2 separate regions of the Homo sapiens genome follow, and region 1 is linked to region 2. A link is an interaction called in ENCODE POLR2A ChIA-PET data of the cell type or tissue named here. Cell type or tissue: A673. All regions are shown on one strand. Links, peaks and the distances in the headings refer to the core of each region. The heading gives the core; the rest is flanking DNA.

Region 1 (2,933 bases), core at 338-2,837, 1.8 Mb before region 2:
ATCAGCTGAGGTTCTTTACAGGTAGTGATCTCTTTAGTGGTATTTGAAATGTGTTGACTGAACAGAACTAGAGTGTCCTAAGTGAAGTTTTGTTATCCATGGGAGCCTGTTGTAAATGCCACAGTGTTGTGATGTATGTTTAACTAATTTCATGTTCTTTCGAAGCTCCTGTTCAGTAGCTTAAAATGTTCATTACCAGTAAACATTGTACATTAGCAGACAAGAGCCTAGAGAAAACACCACTTACCCTTTGGTAATGGACAAATAGATAATAGTGGAAGATGAGAATTAATTGTCTTTATGCAGGTGTCACATCAGCCTGCAATAGAACAGGATTATTTATGCTTTCAAAAAAATACCATTGTGCTTTTATGAGATACAGAGCAGGCAAATAGCTGCTAAAGAATAAATTATTTGAATTGGTATTAATGTGGTGACTTAATTCAGAGCATCGAGGAATATAATGCACGTTTCTAACACCCCTCCCCTTTTTCTTAAATTCAAGAAGTACTGCAAAATGATTGAGACTTCAGAATTAGGAACTGTGGCAGAACGATTTGTTCTTTTATCCTGCTTTTTACGTGGGCAGTTTGTTTGCTTATCAGCACTCTTGAAGGTGCTGATCCTAAATTGTCAGGCCTATTGGTCCTGGCTGGAGAGAGCATTGTTTGCCTTATTGTGAGAGTGAAAGCATTATGGAATACATTTAAGAATTTTTATATAGAGGCCTTCATTTGTCTTAGAATTATTCAGTGATACAAAGAGCTTTCATAGCTGTTACTGGACACTAGAATACTAAGAACTGCATGTATATTCAAGAAATATTTTTGCCCATTTGCTCACTTATTCAGCTTTTGATTTGCCTCTGGCATTTTTGTATTGAGACAACTAACATCAACATCTTGTCCATAGGTCTAATAAAGCATGTCCTTTGAGTTAGGTATATATTTCATTTTTATCTTGAGTGCCAGGGCTCAATTAATAGTAGTATTTGGCACTGTGCATGTTTTTGTCTACTGGGAAGTATTTCATTTAATTGAACACATATTTATGGGATGCATCATATTTCAGCACTCGTGTGTATAATGGGGTACAAAGAAGACTATGGCTTTGAGCTTTGTGAGGGACATACACCCACATGAACCTTCCTTTCTCTGCCCCCCATCTGCCTCCAAAACACATTGTAGGCAGAATTCTAAAGAAGAGAAGCTAGGGTCCTGTCCCCTGGCTATTCAAACCTGAATCCAGGCCCTATTGCAAAGGGACTTCGTAGATGTAATTAAAGTCCCAAATCAGTTGGCCTTAAGATATGGTGATTGTCCAAATGGGCATGACCCAGATGGATAAGCAAACCATTCAGAGAGTTTTCTCTAGCAACGGCAGAACAGGAAGCCAGCGATATGCAAAGCCTGAGAAGGACTCTACTCACTCTGCTATTGCCAGTTTGAAGACAGAGGAGGGCCAAATGAAAAGGAATGTGCACAGCCTCTAGAAGCTGACAGTGGCTCCTGGATGGCAGCCAGTAAGGAAATAAGGACATCAGTCTTGGAATAGCAAGGAAATGGAATTTGTCCAACAACTTGAATGATCATGGAAGTAGATTCTTCCTTAAAGCTTCCAGATAAGAGCCCAGTCTGGCCATTACCTTGATTTTGGCTTGATGGGGCTCTAAGCAAGAGAACCCACCTGAGTTATTGCTGAGTTTCTGACCTACAGAACTGTGAGCCAGTGAGTTTGTTTTGTCCTAAGCCTCTACCATTGTGGTGACTTGTTATACAACAATGGCAAACTAATAAACACACACAGAGTGATCATTTCCTTTATACCAGGATATATGAGAGGTGCTAATTAATTTCAGTTTTCAGGACCAAAAAGAAAAGGTTTAGATAATATTAACAGGATTTTAAATTTACTACAAATATCTTCATTTTATACATGAGAAAATAGAAGTTCAGAGAAGTTAAGGTTTTATCCAAGATTTTAGATCTGGCTAGTGGCAGAGCTGGGATAGAAGCTTGTCTCCTGATTCAAGGTTCAGCATTTTTTTAACTGTATCTTACTATGGTGCATAATGACTTCCAGCTTTAAATTGGAACCAAAGTGTAAAAAAGCTAAATAATGGTAATTTCTCTGTCATAATGCCAAGTGTAATGAAGGAAAGAAATGGAAGAAAAAGGTAATTTCAGGAAAGCATTATTATTTTTTGTCTAAAGATTTTAGAGCATGGAATTGAGTGCATTGCTTTGACTTACTCGTTAGGCAATATAGAAGCATTCATACCTTCAATGGAGTATTGTTCCTTCTAACAATATCGACCCACTGCTGAATTCTTCTAATGATGTTGCTATTATTTGGCATATCATGGGAGTAGCTTTTTTACTTAAATACGTTTAGCACTTTCTTTTTAGCAACTATTTGATTGGGAGGATTAATATGATATTGTTTCCAGTAGCTTGTAGATAGTTCTAATATGAAGAATCAGATTTGGTGATCATCCTGAATAATATAATAAACACCAGTTGGGCTAGTATATAAGAAAATTGGGCTAGGTAATATAACCAAAAGAAAATACTGGTGTTAAGTATTAAGTTGGACTTTCTTATTTGTTTTCTAAATTCAATCTAATTAACCGTAGTTTTTAAAAAAAGTTTAGGCCAGACGCGGTGGCTCACGCCTGTGATCCCAGCACTTTGGGAGGCTGAGGCGGGTGGATCACGCGGTCAGGAGATTGAGACCATCCTGGCTAACAGGGTGAAACCCTGTCTTTCCTAAAAACACAAAAAAATTAGCCAGGTGTGGTGGCACGCACCTGTAGTCCCAGCTACTCAGGAGGCTGAAGCAGGAGAATTGCTTGTACCCAGGAGGTGGAGGTTGCAGTGAGCCGAGATCACACCACTGCACTCCAGCGTGGGCGACAGAGTGTGACTGTCTCA
Region 2 (2,888 bases), core at 389-2,888:
GACCATAGGCCCACAGGGCCACAGGTGATCATAGCATCACTTATTTACCTCACAAAGGTAAATGAATTTTGTTCTCACAAAACCTTAGGAAGTATCACCTATGGTCTTATTAGGAAGCAGAACTTCACTAGGTTTTAAGACTAAAATAGTTTGATATAAATAAGCAGTTATAAATGTTTTGGAGAATCAAAAGAGTAAAAAAGAAACAGAAAATATGAGATAGCAAACACTGTAAACTACCACTGATCACTATTCTTCCCTCAGGATGGGCAGTTGAAGTTGTCAAAATATAAGCCTGGAACAGGGGTACCAGAGAGCTAAAATTCAGACCTCTGAGGAGAGGTAACACCTGGTTGGTAGTGTTGGTATCTCAGAAATTTGAAAGAACAGCATAGTAAGCCTAGTTCTGGGAGTCGTGTAAAAATAAATATAATATACAAAATTTGAAAACTGGAAGCAACTGCCTTTGTCAATGGAAAGGCTGTTGCTGAAGCTTCCTGCCAGAAACAGCAAGGAAATGGACATGTATTTTCTCCTGTCTTCTAATTGCCCACTAGAGCCCCCTGTTGGCAGAGTCCAACAGGAATTAGCTGATAATGGAGAAATGAAATTTGCAGAATCTCAGAATCACTAAGCTGTATATAGGAGAAATAATTTAAAATTATTTTTTAAACAATGTACTAATGATAATCAAACATTCATTAGTGAAGGCAGAAGACACAGAGGCTTAGAAAGATAGTCTCTGACTCAGAACATTTAGTACAACATGCAATCAGGATTCAATACCGGGTTTCCCAGTCACAGAGATTGCATTACTCTAAGAAGGCTACACGCAACAATATGTCTCTTTCATACATTTTATTATGCTGTATAGAATGGAAAAAAGACTAATTTAGTCAATATTTGGACCCCTATCTGGTAACTTAAGTAGTGACTAATAAGTAATACCTTAATGTTTCAAATATGGAGCAAATTCTAGATACAAATAGAATACCTACCTCAAGGTGAGATGGTGGCCTCTTTGTTAAACACAGGTGGGGTAAACTAAAAAAAATGTGTAAAACAGTATCAATGATGTGGCAAGGATCTGTAATGTTTCAGCAATTTTGTGAACTTTTAGTTACTATGTTAGCATGTGTTTTAAGAAAGTACTATAGTAAACTAATTTTATAGTATTACATACTTTTATACTCAATCTTTAAATTTTAATTTAGCCAAACTGCACATGGAACCACATAATTTACAAAAAGCGTCTATGTTTTGAAGGTTTACTTTTTCCAATGTTTATAAAAGGCAAATTCTTCTATTGGGATATACCCAGTGATGTTTAGTTATTTACAAGTGCTCTGTGCTCTACACTATTCAAACTTTGAAACCCATTTGTTTCAAAGAATAACTGTAAAAATATGTGTATGACATTTATATTCCCATAGGTTCCATATAATTATTCTTAGATTACAATTAGCTTTTTGTCATGCTGAATACAAAGAACCTATACAAATGTAAAAGACGGCATTCATAAACTTCATTCAAGCATTTCATATTTCCCTGTATATGTCTGAATAGAGTGTGGCTTAAAATCTTTAATGTATATCCTGATTTATATCATAAAACCAGTGGATATTTCTAGAGCAATAATAAAAATATCATACAGACTAAAAAAATTGTTTACTGATGACACAATTCTGGAAAATGCTGCATAATAGTATCATGATGTTTTTGTTGCAAGAAAGATCTGATATAAATCCACACATAAAGTGTGTGTGTGTATGTGTGCATGTGTGTGTGTTCTTTCATTTTTAGTCAATTAATAATAGAAAATACCAAATGAACTTATGGTGAAATGATTTCTAGGCAAAATGTTGAAAGTTTGAACTTCCTGCTACATAACATAACTACCCACAATAAATTGATAAGCTCAAAAAGATTTGAACAGATTGCAAGCAGAATTAGAGGTAATGGAGAGAACCCAGAACATTATGGATGGGAAAATAAAAGTCTCTTATTTCCTATCTCTTCAGTCATAAAATATTCTCAAACTAAGATACAGCCTTAAAACACAGAAATAATCAATGTCAAAGGAATCATTTTAATAACATTTGTGAAATAATTAAGATGACATCTAGTTAATCTTTTCATTTGGGCCAAGTGACTTACAAAAGGAATAAGTACATGGTTTTGCTGAAGGTCATGGTGCCTACATTACTTGTACTTATATCTAGAAGGAAAGAAATGTATCTAAAAATATGAGTATAGATTGTGGTAAATAAAGTTGACTGAAATCAAATACGTAGAAAGCCCACGAAAATTTTAAAAGAAATGTAAAAAATGTTTACAAGATTTACGTTTCTTTTAAAAAACGAAATGTAAATCATGCTTTGACTGAGATGGTTCAAGATGAGAAAAGTTATCTTGGTCTTCAACTTTCTATAGGCACGAAGAAGAATAGAAAAAAGTGGTTCATCCACCAAAAGGCATATTTTACAATTCTCTAGGAATGGCCAAAGAAAACTATGAAAAGAGAAATACGTTCCTGAGGGCAGATCAAAGAACCTCGGAGAATAATGGAATGGTGAATTAGACCCAGGAAGCAGAATCAGCATGTAAAATGCATTTTATACCTCACAGATACCAAGACATAGCATCGTTTGTCCAACAGGATTTCACAAAGTTTATGAATAATGGATAAGCGACTAATACATATCTCAAATGTACTAAATTTGAGTTGTTATTGAGAATATACTTACCCTTTCCTACCATTGCATGTTGGGAGAATGTTTCCTCTTAAATTCATAAATCATTGAATCATGAAGAACTCATCTAAACTTGTTATAGATTGTAGGATCTTAAACTTCAGGCCTGCTGATGTGATTAGATTAGGTGTCCTG

What was found. ChIA-PET counts read pairs that join two places held together with the same protein. Peaks named below come from ENCODE experiments on the same cell type or tissue, not always from the same donor. Only the 100,000 strongest peaks of a DNase experiment are listed, where the experiment ranks them.
Region 1: POLR2A ChIA-PET joins it to region 2 with 7 read pairs; 2 of 35 experiments call an interaction of 5 or more read pairs at or near these places.

Annotation. Positions count from the first base shown.
Region 1 is chr12:82,745,377-82,748,309 of GRCh38, forward strand. The region is part of intron 1 of TMTC2 (transmembrane O-mannosyltransferase targeting cadherins 2); the gene reads left to right. Among named protein-coding and RNA genes, the nearest start is that of TMTC2, 60 kb to the left of the region's middle. In A673, for the core only: no CTCF peak of the experiment used is centred there; a DNase peak (open chromatin) is centred at 1,505.
Region 2 is chr12:84,497,450-84,500,337 of GRCh38, forward strand. LOC105369875 (a long non-coding RNA gene) reads right to left here. Exons shown (of 3, transcript XR_945151.2): 2 at 999-1,044. Among named protein-coding and RNA genes, the nearest start is that of SLC6A15, 410 kb to the right of the region's middle. In A673, for the core only: a CTCF peak has its summit at 586 (motif pointing left); no DNase peak of the experiment used is centred there.